Regions from separate parts of the Homo sapiens genome. Here region 2 is linked to region 1. Evidence: read pairs that join two places in POLR2A ChIA-PET (ENCODE). Cell type or tissue: OCI-LY7. All regions are shown on one strand. Links, peaks and the distances in the headings refer to the core of each region. The heading gives the core; the rest is flanking DNA.

The links. Peaks named below come from ENCODE experiments on the same cell type or tissue, not always from the same donor. Only the 100,000 strongest peaks of a DNase experiment are listed, where the experiment ranks them.
Region 2: POLR2A ChIA-PET joins it to region 1 with 5 read pairs; 2 of 35 experiments call an interaction of 5 or more read pairs at or near these places.

What each region holds. Positions count from the first base shown.
Region 1 is chr5:133,935,997-133,943,564 of GRCh38, forward strand. The region is part of intron 3 of LOC105379182 (a long non-coding RNA gene); the gene reads right to left. Among named protein-coding and RNA genes, the nearest start is that of WSPAR, 26 kb to the left of the region's middle. In OCI-LY7, for the core only: no CTCF peak of the experiment used is centred there; DNase peaks (open chromatin) are centred at 2,325, 3,105, 3,821 and 5,705; H3K4me3 peaks cover 1,929 bases; H3K27ac peaks cover 4,474 bases.
Region 2 is chr5:133,128,566-133,136,133 of GRCh38, forward strand. No RefSeq gene overlaps it. Among named protein-coding and RNA genes, the nearest start is that of CTB-49A3.2, 76 kb to the right of the region's middle. In OCI-LY7, for the core only: no CTCF peak of the experiment used is centred there; no DNase peak of the experiment used is centred there.

The sequences.
Region 1 (7,568 bases), core at 1,093-6,092:
TGGCTCCTCCCCTGGTTCTGTGGCTCCTCCTTCGGTTCAGTGTCTCTTCATCCGGTTCTGTGACTCCTCCTCTGGTTCTGTGGCTCCTCCTCCAGTTCTGTGGCTCCTCCTCTGGTTCTGTGACTCCTCCTCTGGTTCTGTGGCTCCTCCTCTTGTTCTGTGGCTCCTCCTCCAGTTCTGTGGCTCCTCCTCCAGTTCTGTGGCTCCTCCTTCAGTTCAGTGGCTCTTCATCCGGTTCTGTGTCTCCTCCTCTGGTTCTGTGGCTCCTCCTCCAGTTCTGTGCCTCCTCCTCTGGTTCTGTGGCTCCTCCCCTGGTTCTGTGGCTCCTCCTCTGGTTCTGTGGCTCCTCCCCTGGTTCTGTGGCTCCTCCTCTGGTTCTGTGGCTCCTCCCCTGGTTCTGTGGCTCCTCCTTCGGTTCAGTGGCTCTTTGTCCGGTTCTGTGTCTCCTCCTCCGGTTCTGTGGCTCCTCCTCCAGTTCTGTGACTCCTCCTCTGGTTCTGTGGCTCCTCCTCCAGTTCTGTGGCTCCTCTTCTGGTTCTGTGGCTCCTCCTCTGGTTCTGTGACTCCTCCTCTGGTTCTGTGGCTCCTCCTCTCGTTCTGTGGCTCCTCCCCTGGTTCTGTGGCTCCTCCTTCGGTTCAGTGGCTCTTCGTCCGGTTCTGTGGCCCCTCCTCTGGTTCTGTGGCCCCTCCTCTGGTTCTGTGGCCCCTCCTCCGGTTCTGTGGCCCCTCCTCTGGTTCTGTGTCTCCTCCTCCAGTTCTGTGGCCCCTCCTCCGGTTCTGTGGCTCCTCATGACCTTGCTGTTATCACAGCTCTACAGCTGGCTCCCACCATGGTTTAGAGAAAGGCCTCAGCTCCACGAGGCAAACAGGCAAGAGCTTTTTTTTGTTTTTTTCCTCTCCCTGAAAATCCCATAATTTGGGGTCACTTTTGGCTCTAAGGATGATGTTATCTTCAGGTATTAAAGAGTCTTATCTAGTCCAGCTAAAATCAAAACTTTATACAGCACTGTGAATATATTATCCTACTGAGCTATACACTTAAAAAAATGATCAGTAGGGTAAATTTTTATCTGTATTTTACCACAATTTAAATTTTTAAAAATCTAAAAACACTTTACTCTCACAAGCAATCTTAGCCTTTTGTCTCCCTCACTCAAGCCTGCACCTCAGCTCAGGGACTGGCAAGGGGGGCCAGTGGGGGTACATTGTTTAATGACATGAGATGAGTGGCTGTACTAGTCAGAGTCCTCCAGAGAAACAGAACCAATAGCAGCCATATATACACATAAAGAGTTTGTGAACATGGCTACTGAGAGATGGCAGACAGATTGAGAGAGAGAGAGACTTCTAAGGAATTGGCTCACATGATTATGGGGTCCGGCAAATCCAAAATCTGTAGAGCTGATGTCCTAGTTTAAGCCCAAAGGCCAGAAGTCGCTGTGGAACCAGGAAAAGCCTATGTTCCAGTTCACAGGCCATCAGGCAGAAGAATTCTTAATTGGGGGAGGGTCAGCGTTTTTGTTTTATTCAGGCCTTCAACTAATTGGATAAGGCCCAACCACGTTAAAAAAGATAACCTGCTTTACTCTGTCTACTACTTAAATGTTATTCTCAGCAAGGTGTGGTGGCACATGCCTGTAATCCCAGCATTTTGGGAGTCTGAGGCAGGTGGATCACTTGAGTCCAGGAGTTCAAGACCAGCTTGGGCAACATGATGAAACTTACATCTCTGCAAAAAATACAAAAATTAGCCAGGCATGGTGGCACGTACCTGTAGTCCCAGCTACTCAGAGGCTGAGGTGGGAGGATCACTTGAGCCTGGGAGGCAGAGGTTGCAGTCAGCTGAGATCGCACCACTGCACTCCAGCCTGGAGGCTGGGCAATGGAGCGAGATCCTATCTCAAAAAGAACAAGGCCAGTCTGGGTAACACAGCAAGACCTCATCTCTAGAAAAATAAAAATAAAAACTTTGTTTGATGTGGTGATGCACATCTGTAGTCCTAGCTGTTTGGGAAGCTGAGGAAGGAGGATCACCTGAGCCCAGGAGTTTCAGGCTGCAGTGAGCTGTGATCATGCCACTGCACTCCAACCTGGGTGACAAAGCAAGACTCTGACTCTTGAAAAAAATAGTAACAAAAAATAAGAAAAGTTATTCTCATCCAAAAACACCCTCACAGAAGCACTCGGAATAATGTCTAACCAAATATCTGGGTGGCATGTGGCCCAGTCAAGTCAACACATAAAATTAACCAACACAGAAGTACAGAGTAGAGACAGTGGGCCCTGCCCTGTTTCCAGCAGCCCTCACTACTGGCTGGTGTCCCTGGGCCTCAACTTCCGCATTTCTTCAGTGAGATAAGGTCTGTGAACCCCTCTGTAAGCTACAAATGTGTGCTGTTGGAGTTGGAGTGAGTTGGAGTTGTTGGAGTTGTTGTTGTTATGATTATTTTAGCGACCTTAGTAAATACCCTGAAGGTTGCTGAGGAACTTGGCAGGGTTCCCACGAGCAGCTGAGGTGGGGGTGGGGGTGGGGTTGAAATAATTGCCAAATACCTTCCTGGAATGTTGATTTCCAAAGGGAATTTATGGTCCCTGGTAGTCATTATTTCAGGGCGACTTATCAGAAAAACTGCCCGCAGCATCATCATAAGCACTTATTCCACAGGAAAGTTGTTTGCAAAACACAACAAACATCAATAATGATGTTCACAGAGCTGTAAATCTTCTAAGCCTGCCTTCCCTTCCTGGGACTAAGACACTTGATTTGGTTCTCCAGGAGCTCAGAAGTTTCCAAATAGATAACAGAATATCAAAGTCCATTAAGCAAGGTAATTTACAATAGTGGCAGGCCAAATTCAGGGAAATACATTAGGGCATTTTCCCATTTGGTTTGTAGAAAAGACATTATTCTAAGCACACAAACAATGAATGCTGTTAGGTGACAATGAGGAAATCTGTTCACTCTCCTAACGAGTTTATTCATCCCCCTCACCATGCAGCACATTAATTTTGAGTGAAAGTTGCACCACCAGATAAGATTCTCAAAGCTCTGACATAAACACCTGAGACCTCATTTCCGACCCATTAAGTAAGCATCACTGGGCATTGTAACAAAGAGAAGCGGGGGCACAAAGGTGACTTCCTTTAGAGCTCTGACTCTTACCTCAAGCTATCCCTGGAGTTATGAAACAAAGAAGCAATTTCAAATTGTGCACTGCAGAAACTTTCAGAGGCCCTGAGAGTGTTTGGGGAGAGGAATAAAATGTAAAGTGATACTAAACATGAAGTGAAATTGCTACATTTTTTTTCATGTTTTAAAAAACAACCAAAGTTTGTTTCCATTCTCTGCTGCTCTCTCCAGGTTGCACTCCCCTTTGCCCCCACCCCACCTCAGAGTGGACTCCATTTCCAGGTGTAGTCAGGAACCGGGTCAGAATGGACCCTCTCACCCATAGAAAAAAATGGGAATTATTCATGCTACTCTGTGGCCCATTCATGGAGCAACCTAAAGAGATGGAAGAGAAACTAACTCACAATTTAGTAGTTATTGAGCTCCTACTATATATCTTTGTTGCAAAGGACAGGAAACCAACTCAAACTAACTTAAGCAAAACAATGAATGTATTGATAATCAGGATCAATCATCCCACTAGTATGGTGATATGGTTTGGATCTGTGTCCCCACCCAAATCTCATGTTGAATTGTAATCCTCCCTGTTGGAGGTGGGGCCTGGTGAGAGGTAACAGGATCATGGGGGGTGAAGTTCCCATGAATGGGTTAGCGCCATTCCCCTTGGTACTGTTCTTGTGATAGTGAGTGAGTTATCGTGAGATCTGGTTGTTTAAGCGTGTGTAGCTCCTCCCCTCTCTCTCTCTGTCTCTCTCTCTCTTCCTCCTGCTCCAGCCACATAAGACATTCCTGCTTCCTCTTTGCCTTCCACTATGATTGTAAGTTTCATGAGGCCTCCCAAGAAGCATAAGCCACTATGCTTCCTGCATGGCCTGCAGAACTCTGAGCCAATTAAACCTCTTTTCTTTATAAGTTATCCAGTCTCAGGTATTTCTTTTCTTTTTTTTTTTTTGAGATGGAGTTTCGCCCTTGTTGCCCAGGCTGGAGTGCAAAGGTGTGATCTTGGCTCACTGCAACCTCCACCTCCCAGGTTCAAGTGATTCTCCTGCCTCAGCCTCCCAAGTAGGTGGGATTACAGGCATGCTCCACCACACCTGGCTAATTTTTGTATTTTTAGTAGAGACAGGATTTCACCATGTTGGTCAGGCTGGTCTCGAACTCCTGACCTCAGGTGATCCACCCACCTCAGCCTCCCAAAGTGCTGAGATTACAGGCGTAAGCCACTGCACCCGACCTCAGGTATTTCTATATAGCAATGCGAAAACTAATACAAATGGTAAACACCATCTGTGCCTGTTAGCAGCCTAACATTAGAGGCTAGGTAGCAGTCTAAACTTCCAATTCTGTGGTGTCATTGTTGTGTTTCCTGGTTTCTCCCTTGAAAACCAAGACTTCCAAACTAGCTGAGTCCAAAGTTGCAAAGTCAGGAAGCAAAAATTATGAGTGTGTTATTAGGTATAGTAGTGAAGGAAGCTTTGCTCACTTTTACCTTCTTGATTCCAGGATCCCTGTATTTTGATGCTATTCTCTAAAATCCTCCCCCCACCCCCTGCCAAGGATGCAATATTGTTTTTAGCTTACTATCCTTGCAGGAAGAGGAAAATTCATAATAGCTCTCAGTCTATAGGTCAGGGAGCTAATGTGATGATTCTGTCAATTGCAGAGTATGTCTATTCCAATTAGATACCTAGAGACTAAGGAAGTATCACAAGAGTGAGTCCATGGGCCCAGTGTGAGATGAAGTTTGGTCAAAACTCCATTTATCAGCTCACCACCATAAACCTTTCCTTTGACTAGTAGACCAAGGGGGTAGTTTGAGTTCCCAGGAATTAGCAAAAATTAAAATCTAGTGTCTAGCGGCCCCTAAAAGGACTGCCTGTTTCCTCATTCCTCAGATCCAGTGTCTGCAGATCCCAGTGGTCAAGGCTTAGGAGTAGTTTTGCAGTATATATATGGATGTATTTGTGGCATTTTGCAGATTTCTTTCTCAAGAAGGCCAAGAACCGTGTTGATCACGTGGTTCCAGGACGTGAACCGGCTTAGGTCTGGGAAAGTGAAGGGGGGACCATGACTGCATTGTGGGGGCCGAAGTTGGCTTCTGGCCACAGATCGTGCTTGTCAGGATGGTTCAGTGTGCTGTCCACCCACTTCAATCCTAGAGGCTCCAGATAAAGCAGCTACCACCAAAGTGCCCCTCCATCAAGACATTCTGATTCCCACACTGGGTATGTGTGCAGTGGGAAAAGGAGGAGGGCAGGAACGGTATTATTTGACTGTTACCGGTGTCACCCAGCATTGCCTTTTTTTGCTCACAACTAACATTTAAGGCGGGTTTTCTCTGGCCTGAACTCTCCCCTCATGGGTGCTTTGTGGATTCTTTGGGAACCCCAAATGGAACACTTGGCTGCAGGTTCCTCTGTGTGGCTGCTGCTTTCCTCCCTCAATCTCCAGGAATTTGGGGGTCCATCTGTCTTCAGGGTCACCTTTCCCTTCTGGGCAGGTTTATGAGGCCAGCCCTTTGCCCCACGTGGCCCATATCTGTAAGAAACACTTACTTATGCATCAGTGGTCTTACTACTGGTAGAAGCACAGTTGGCTCCAAATGTGCCTCACACCTCTCTCTCTCTCGCTCTGTGTGTGTGTGTGTGTGTGTGTGTGTGTGTGTCTCTGTACCCCCTACCCTGTCTCTTCCCTTCCTCTCCTCCCCTTTCTTCTCTTCCCATCTACCCCCTCTGTCTCATGTTTAGAGTCTTCAGGTGAATCTCGGAAAACACGGCCTGTAACCCTGACACTTTGGGAGGCTGAGGCGGGCAGATCGCTTGAGCTCAGGAGTTCAAGCCTAGCCTGGGCAACATAGCGAAACCTTATCTCTACTAAAGGGGGCTGAGGCAGGAGGATCACTTGAGCCCAGGAGGTCAAGGCTACAGTGAGCAGTTATCACACCACTACACTCCAGCCTGGGTGATAGAATGAGACAGTATCTCAAAAAAAAAAAAAAAAAAAGAAAGAAAGAAAGAAAAAGAAAAAAGAAAAGTGGCCAGGCGCAGTGGCTCACACCTGTAATCCCAGCACTTTGGGAGACCAAGGCAGGTGGATCACCTGAGGTCAGGAGTTTGAGACCAGCCTGACCAACATGGTGAAACCCCGTCTCTACAAAAAATACAAAATTAGCCAGTTATGCTGGTAATCCCAGCAACCTGGGAGGCTGAGGCAGGAGAACTGCTTGAACCCAGGAGGTGGAGGTTGCAGTGAGCCGAGATCATACCATTGCACTCCAACCTGAGCAACAAGAGCAAAACTCCATCTCAAAAAAAAAGTTATATTATTTTATATATACTATATTCTATATAGCATCTACCTCATAGGGCTCTTGTGATAATTAAATTGAACAACCCTGGTGAAGAACCTAGTTAAAGTGCTCAAGAAATGGCAGGTATTATTAGTATTCCTATTAATATTATAAACCAGAGCACACAATGGCCCCAGCTGATCTACCAGGTCAGGAATCAGGGAACATTTCCTCCTCAGCTGCATCTCAGGCAGTGAAAGGCAAATCTCTCCAGAGGAGAGGCCCACAGATGCATCTGTGCTTTCCCACCACCATCGCGTGCCCGCCTGCACACAGGCAAGCAGCTTTTTGAGCTTTGGAACTTTACAGGGAGGACTGGATTTGGGATGAGGCCTGGGGTCGGGGAGCAAGAGGCCTGGAGCAGGGGCATTGGCCTCCAGCACACAGACATTTTCCAGTTTGCAAAGTTTCCAGCCTAGCAGAAGGAGGGTGGTTGGGGTTGGGGTTGGGGTTGGGGGAGTTGGCAGTCTGAGATGGATTAACATTTTCCTTCCTCGGGGCCTAGAGTAGTGGAGGAATTTGGAGAAGCCGCGAAGATAACTCAGGGCTGCTTTGAACATTTGAACCAAGGGCACTTCTGAAGCCAAGGGGTTGGGCGGCAGCATTGATTTTTAAGTTCATCACAGCTACAGCCTCAGATGTGGACTGTGCTGAGGGACCCAGGATCTGAACTCCTCACGGAGGCTGGTAGAAGAAATCTCCCAGGCTGTCTTTGCTGGGGACCATAACCAAAACTCTCTCCCCAAGATTTAAAAAAAAAAAATTCAGCCCTCAGAGTCCCAAGCAGGCCCTGGGGCTGTCACGAATTTCTGTGTAGTCCTTTCTGTGAAGTTCTTGGCTCTTCCCCAAGCCATGAAACCACTCCCAGAACTGGGTCAACAGAAATCATCCAGAGCAGAGAGCCAGCCACTACCTTACCTACTCAGGAGGCTCTGCAGAGGGCCAGGGCAGTCGGAGCCCTGTCCCACCAACAGTCTTGCTGTGGGACAACCATGTCCCACCAGCAGTCTTGCTCCCTTCTCCTTCGGCATTATACCCAGGGTGTGACTGGCTCCCAGCCTATGGGAAAGATGGAACTTTTTCACGGGT
Region 2 (7,568 bases), core at 1,478-6,477, 810 kb before region 1:
TGAAAGGGAGATGGATGGATGGATGGATAAATAGATGGAATGGGTAAAAGGAAGATGGATGATTAGGCAGCTAGATAATTGAATGGTGGGTTGATGGAGGATGGAAAAAGAATGAAGGGGCTCATCCCAACACAAGCAAGCATTGGTCAAGGTTTGTTGTGGACATTTTACCTCTTCTGCCCAGTGTGCAGCACCTTTCCCTAACTCTTTTTGTTTTGCTCAGACATGTCTGGAGCTTCTCCAGGCTTTCATTGGATTCTCTGGAGAGTTCTCATTGCTATGGCTGTGCTAGTCAAGTCTCTCTCCCTAATTAGAACTGTTAGCTTCCTGGTGGGCCACCTCTGTCATTTTGAGGGTTGGAGAGCAGGTTGGCAGGCTGGGACATGTGTATGAGGGTGCAGATGATGTGTTTGTTAGACTGTCTGGGAAATTCTTTATGACAATCATTGTTTTATACAAACATCATAGGATTCTCCAAATAATCAAGGAGTCAAGAGTGTGAGAGAGGAAGAGAGAATAGAAAGAGACCCGAAGGATTCTGAATGAATAGGATAGGGGAGAGAAGATAGAGATTTCTTTTTACAACCCTATTCCTGATGCTTGTCGGAGTATAATAACTGCCTTCACATGTACAGACATGACTATGACCTTCCAGAAAGTCCTTTCTCTGTAGCCCATTCTCCTTTTTCATGTCCTAGAAGGCCACATGGAAAGCCTGAGTCTCAGAACAAAGTACTGCCTTGGTATTTCTGGATTTGAGTGGTTTCTCTGGAGGTGGCAGGAGTGGGTGCTGAATGGGAAGCTCGTAGCCTCTCTAGTGACAGGGATCCTAACAGTACAGAGGAGAGAGTAGTCATTCATTGTCAGCTAGTGAGGCTGCATCACTGCCCAGGACAGTGGGTGGGGGCGCCTGAATTTTCTGCATCCGCAAAGGCTTTAATCTTTGTGATCAGCAGTCAACTCATCACCATTAATTGAATTACATTTCGAACAAGCTTCCTGGAGAGGTTCCACTGCAAATGGTGCAGAAGGACGGCTGGAGCCCTTCTGCACACCACAGCTTGTTCTGCATGCTGGGGAGTAGTCTGAATGTGTAGTTGCCGGCAGTACTTTTCTCAGGAGATGTCCAAACCTTCCTCTAGCTCCCTTTCCTCTTATTTTTAAGATTAAAAACCACCAAATATCATCCTCAATACCCTAAGTAGCAAATAAATCACTTTCCCTACTGTATAATTGAAAGAAAACTGGACCTCCTTTTATTAATACAATCTCAGTACAATTATGCATCTAAAGGAAATGCACAAGGCCCTAGAAGCCTTGTGAGGGTCATGAACAGAGTTGCTGAAGGTTTCCTTAGGGGGGTTGCCAATGGGGAGTTATTTGGCAAATTTCCTAAATGTTCTCTCTTACCCGTTTATTTCCCTGATGCCTGGATTTTCTAGCAACTGCTGAGCTCTCTGCTTTCTCTTCAAAATGCTCAATCTCTGGGCTGGCTTTCTTCTCTCTGGCTCTGGCCAAGACCATTTAAACAACTTCCAGCTCCAAACTTTTGTTTTCCTTCCAGCAAAGGCAAGCCCATCCTTCTGCAGATGATTTAGACTCTGGCTCATTCCTGTTCTCTTCTGGTTTCTCACCCTGATCAGTATGATGAAGGGAGCCCGCCAAGCAGTTTTGGCCAAACGTGCCTGGGGTAATTCTAGCTTTTGGATGTGCAGACTGAGCTATGAGTGGCAGCCTCTGAAAGATGAAGGCTGAGGTGGAGAGAAGTCAGGGATGCTGAATGAGGTGCCCTCAGAGTGCTCCTGCCATCCTGAGATTTCACCTTTAGAAATGTGTTAGAAAATTGTCCTTGAGTAACAGAAGCCCACTTATACTAGTTCATGGCAAAAATTATTATAAAGACATAGGAGTTGATTTCAGAGCCTGAGACCAGGAAGGAAGCTGGAGCTCGGGAATGGGCGGAGACTAGAACCTGGAAAGTTGTCAATTTCCTCACTTCCTCCCTTGCTCCCTCCCTCTCCTCCCTTCGATTCTTCTCTCTCCCTCCCCCCTTCCACTTCCTCTCTTCTCTCTCCTCCCCTCTTTTTTCTCTGTAGACCAGCTTTCTCTGGCCATAACGGGGAAGATGGCCACCCCCACACTCTTTGAGCTTTGCTTGGCTCTCAGTTCCAGTCCCACGAGGAAGTTAATAACTGAGTCTACCTGGAGAAGATTCTCACTGACCCACCTTGGGGCAGGTAATCTTCCCAGGTAATAGGTCCTGTCACCTCTGGCCAGGGAGATGTGCTTCTGAGGTGCACACATGGCTGCCGTGACCCACACTTGTGGTGTGGGAAGGCAGTTTTCAGGACAATGGGATGACCCATGGGCTGGGTGAGTCATCCCTTTAAGGTGTTTCCCGCAGGAGGCACTTATGTGACAAATCCATCACCCAAGTGGGGGAAATGCTTATGGGGCTCCTGTTGCTATTAATGTGGCTAATCAGACGACATAGGATTTTGCACTATTGTCTGAGCAGTTTTCCATGTTATTACAAACATTTTATAATAGAGACTTTAAGTGACTTTATTACAAATTACTTAATAAGAATCTCATTGTGGGACAGGTTTTAATTTTGTTTCTACTATTGCAGGTAAAACAACAGTAGTCATCCTTATGCATAGGCCTCTATCTAGGTTTTGGATTATTTTCTTTGAAATAGATTGCCAGAGGTGGAATTATAGGTTAGAGTTTTTATTTGCAAATGAGAGAATCCACTTTCTCTAGACCTTGATGTTTAAGGAGAAAGGAGTCTTTATAGAAGATACTTAGCCACTTTGGGGGATGGGTGCAAAGAACCAGGTTGGGATATGACAGCAAGGAATGATGTTGCTAGGATCAGTGCTCTGCCCCATTATGGGACTTTCCAGTGAAATATCGGTGCTGCTGCGGCCTGCTGACTGGCACAAATGACCCCAGGGCTGGTCTTCAGAAGCTCTGCCATAGATTCTCTAAAAGGACCAGTTTTCTCCAACAGCATACTACTAGAAGACTGAGCTGCTTGCACATGGCTGTCAATTCATCTCCCCTTCCATCCATATGGTTGGGTCTGATTGGCAGAACCCGGGACACATGTCCTCAGTGTAGAGTGAGGATGTCTGATAAGTGGGCTTTGGCTTTGTAGTACAGGAAGGTAGGACACATGAGACTGCCAAAATATCAAGCGGTTATTAAAAAGATGCCAGTTGTCTATGAATGGTAGATACCTACTATGTGTTCAGATGTAAGTTTAGAGGAAAAACTATACAGGCTGGAGCAATGGCTCAGTGATATTGTTAAAAGCTCAGGTGCTTTCTCTCTTCCAATGTGTTGACAGAGTGTCCAAGGAGGAAAGGAAGGTATGGGAGCAAAGGGGATTTATTCTTAAGAGCTCTCCCTTTCCAGGAATCAAAGTCTCCAGCAGGGCCGGGCACAGTGGCTCATGCCTGTAATCCCAGCACTTTGGGAGGCTGAGGTGGGAGAATCATTTGAGCCCAGGAGTTTGAGACCAGCTTGGGCAACATGGTGAAACCCTGTCTCTACTAAAAAAAAAAATATATATATGTGTGTGTGTGTGTGTGTGTGTGTGTGTGTGTGTGTATGAATATATATATGTATATGTATATGTGGTAGCCAGGCATGGTGGCGCACACCTGTAATCCCAGCTACTCTGGAGGCTGAGGCAGGAGAATCACTTGAATCCAGGAGGTGGAGGTTGCAGGGAGCCGAGATCGCACCACTGCACTCCAGCCTGGACGACAAAGCGAGACTCTGTCTCAAAAGGGAAAAAGAAGTCTCCAACAGACTTTCTTGTAATGGTCTAAGTCAAGTACCCACTCCTAGACCTATCTCTGGCAAAGATAACGGGACTACCCTGGTTGCATCAAGGCTGGGGACATTGCCACCCAGGCTGGAGTGCAGTGGTGTGATCATAGGTCATTGCAACCTCAAACTCCTGGCCTCAAGTGATCCTCCTGACTTAGCCTCCTTAGTAGCTGGGACTACAGGCACATGCCATCATGCCTGGCTATTTCCATTTTCTATTTTTATAGAGATGAGTTCTCCCTATGTTGCCTAGGCTTGTCTCTGACATTTGGCCTCAAGTGATCCTCCCGCCTTGGCCTCCCAAAGTGTTGGGATTACAGGTATAAGCCACTGTGCCTAGCCTCAGCTGCTAGGTTCTGTTAGCAGGAACGAGCAGCTCTTGGGAAAGTAATAGTATCTGCCACAAGGGGTATTAACTTTTTTTGTATGAACGTTTTAAGACTCTTGATGCATATTGCCAAATTATCTTCAAAGTGGTTGTACCAACTCAAATTCTTATGAACAGCATATGGGTCTATATGTTTTACCACATCCTTGCCAGCTAGTTTCACATATTTATTTATAACCATAGTACTGAACTCTATTCTTAGTAATTCTGATAGTTTTTTAGATTAAATGACCTTGAATTTTATAGAAATACAATCTTATGAATGAATAAGTAGAAATGATTTTAGTCTCATTTTTAATGGTTACATTTTATTTATTTATTTATTTATTATTATACTTTAAGTTTTAGGGTACATGTGCAGAATGTGCAGGTTTGTTACATATGTATACATGTGCCATGTTGGTGTGCTGCACCCATTAACTCGTCATTTAGCATTAGGTATATCTCCTAATGCTATCCCTCCCTGCTCCCCCCACCCCAAAACAGTTCCCGGTGTGTGATGTTCCCCTTCCTTTGTCCATGTGTTCTCATTGTTCAATTCCCACCTATGAGTGAGAACATGCGGTCTTTGGTTTTTTGTTCTTGCGATAGTTTGCTGAGAATGATGGTTTCCAGCTTCATCCATGTCCCTACAAAGGACATGAACTCATCATTTTTTATGGTTGCATAGTATTCCATGGTGTATATGTGCCACATTTTCTTAATCCAGTCTATCATAGATGGACATTTAGGTTGGTTCCAAGTCTTTGCTATTGTGAATAGTGCCGCAATAAACATACGTGTGCATGTGTCTTTATAGCAGCATGATTTATAGTCCTTTGGGTATATACCCAGTAATGGGATGGCTGGGTCAAATGGTATTTCCAGTTCTAGATCCCTGAGGAATCGCCACACTGACTTCCACAATGGTTGAACTAGTTTACAGTCCCACCAACAGTGTAAAAGTGTTCCTATTTCTCCACATCCTCTCCAGCACCTGTTGTTTCCTGACTTTTTAATGATTGCCATTCTAACTGGTGTGAGATGGTATCTCATTGTGGTTTTGATTTGCATTTCTCTGAGGCCAGTGATGATGAGCATTTTTTCATGTGTTTTTTGGCTGCATAAATGTCTTCTTTTGAGAAGTGTCTGTTCATGTCCTTTGCCCACTTTTTGATGGGGTTGTTTGTTTTTTTCTTGTAAATTTGTTTGAGTTAATTGTAGATTCTGGATATTAGCCCTTTGTCAGATGAGTAGGTTGCAAAAATGTTCTCCCATTCTGTAGGCTGGCTGTTCACTCTGATGGTGGTTTCTTTTGCTGGGCAGAAGCTCTTTAGTTTAATTAGATCCCATTTGTCAATTTTGGCTTTTGTTGCCATTGCTTTTGGTGTTTTAGACATGAAGTCCTTGCCCATGCCTATGTCCTGAATGGTATTGCCTAGGTTTTCTTCTAGGGTTTTTATGGTTTTAGGTCTAACATGTAAGTCTTTGATCCATCTTGAATTAATTTTTGTATAAGGTGTAAGGAAGGGATCCAGTTTCAGCTTTGACATATGGCTAGCCAGTTTTCCCAGCACCATTTATTAAACAGGGAATCCTTTCCCCATTTCTTCTTTTTGTCAGGTTTGTCAAAGATCAGATAGTTGTAGATAGGCGGCATTATTTCTGAGGGCTCTGTTCTGTTCCATTGGTCTATATCTCTGTTTTGGTACCAGTACCATGCTGTTTTGGTTACTGTAGCCTTGTAGTATAGTTTGAAGTCAGGCAGCATGATGCCTCCAGCTTTGTTCTTTTGGCTTAGGATTGACTTGGCAATGTGGGCTCTTTTTTGGTTCCATATGAACTTTAAAGTAGTTTTCTTCCAATTCTGTGAAGAAAGTCATTGGTAGCTTGATGGGGATGGCATTGAATCTATAAATTACCTTGAGCAGTTTGGCCATTTTCATGATATTGATTCTTCCTACCCATGAGCATGGAATGTTCTTCCATTTGTTTGTATCCTCTTTTATTTCCCTGAGCAGTGGTTTGTAGTTCTCCTTGAAGAGGTCCTTCATATTCCTTGTAAGTTGGATTCCTAGGTATTTTATTGTCTTTGAAGCAATTGTGAATGGGAGTTCACTCATGATTTGGCTCTCTGTTTTTCTGTTGTTGGTGTATAAGAATGCTTGTGATTTTTGCACATTGATTTTGTATCCTGAGACTTTGCTGAAGTTGCTTATCAGCTTAAGGAGATTTTGGGCTGAGAAGATGGGGTTTTCTAGATATACAATCATGTCGTCTGCAAACAGGGACAATTTGACTTCCTCTTTTCCTAATTGAATGCCCTTTATTCCCTTCTCCTGCCTAATTGCCCTGGCCAGAACTTCCAACACTATGTTGAATAGGAGTGGTGAGAGAGGGCATCCCTATCTTGTGCCAGTTTTCAAAGGGAATGCTTCCAGTTTTTGTCCATTCAGTATGATATTGGCTGTGGGTTTGTCATAGATAGCTCTTATTATTTTGAGATACGTCCCATCAATACCTAATTTATTGAGAGTTTTTAGCATGAAGCGTTGTTGAATTTTGTCAAAGGCCTTTTCTGCATCTATTGAGATAATCATGTGGTTTTTGTCTTTGGTTCTGTTTATATGCTGGATTACATTTATTGATTTTCGTATGCTGAACCAGCCTTGCATCCCAGGGATGAAGCCCACTTGATCATGGTGGATAAGCTTTTTGATGTGCTGCTGGATTCGGTTTGCCAGTGTTTTATTGAGGATTTTTGCATCAATGTTCATCAAGGATATTGGTCTAAAATTCTCTTTTTTGGTTGTGTCTCTGCCAGGCTTTGGTATCAGAATGATGCTGGCCTCATAAAATGAGTTAGGGAGGATTCCCTCTTTTTCTATTGATAGGAATAGTTTCAGAAGGAATGGTACCAGCTCCTCCTTGTACCTCTGGTAGAATTTGGCTGTGAATCCATCTGGTCCTGGACTTTTTTTGGTTGGTAAGCTATTAATTATTGCCTCAATTTCAGAGCCTGTTATTAGTCTATTCAGAGATTCAACTTCTTCCTGGTTGAGTCTTGGGAGAGTGTATGTGTCGAGGAATTTATCCGTTTCTTCTAGATTTTGTAGCTTATTTGCGTAGAGGTGTTTATAGTATTCTCTGATGGTAGTTTGTATTTCTGTGGGATCAGTGGTGATATCCCCTTTATCATTTTTTATTGCGTCTATTTGATTCTTCTCTCTTTTCTTCTTTATTAGTCTTGCTAGTGGTCTATCAATTTTGTTGATCTTTTCAAAAAACCAGTTCCTGGATTCATTGATTTTTTGAAGGGTTTTTTGTGTTTCTATCTCTTTCAGTTCTGCTCTGATCT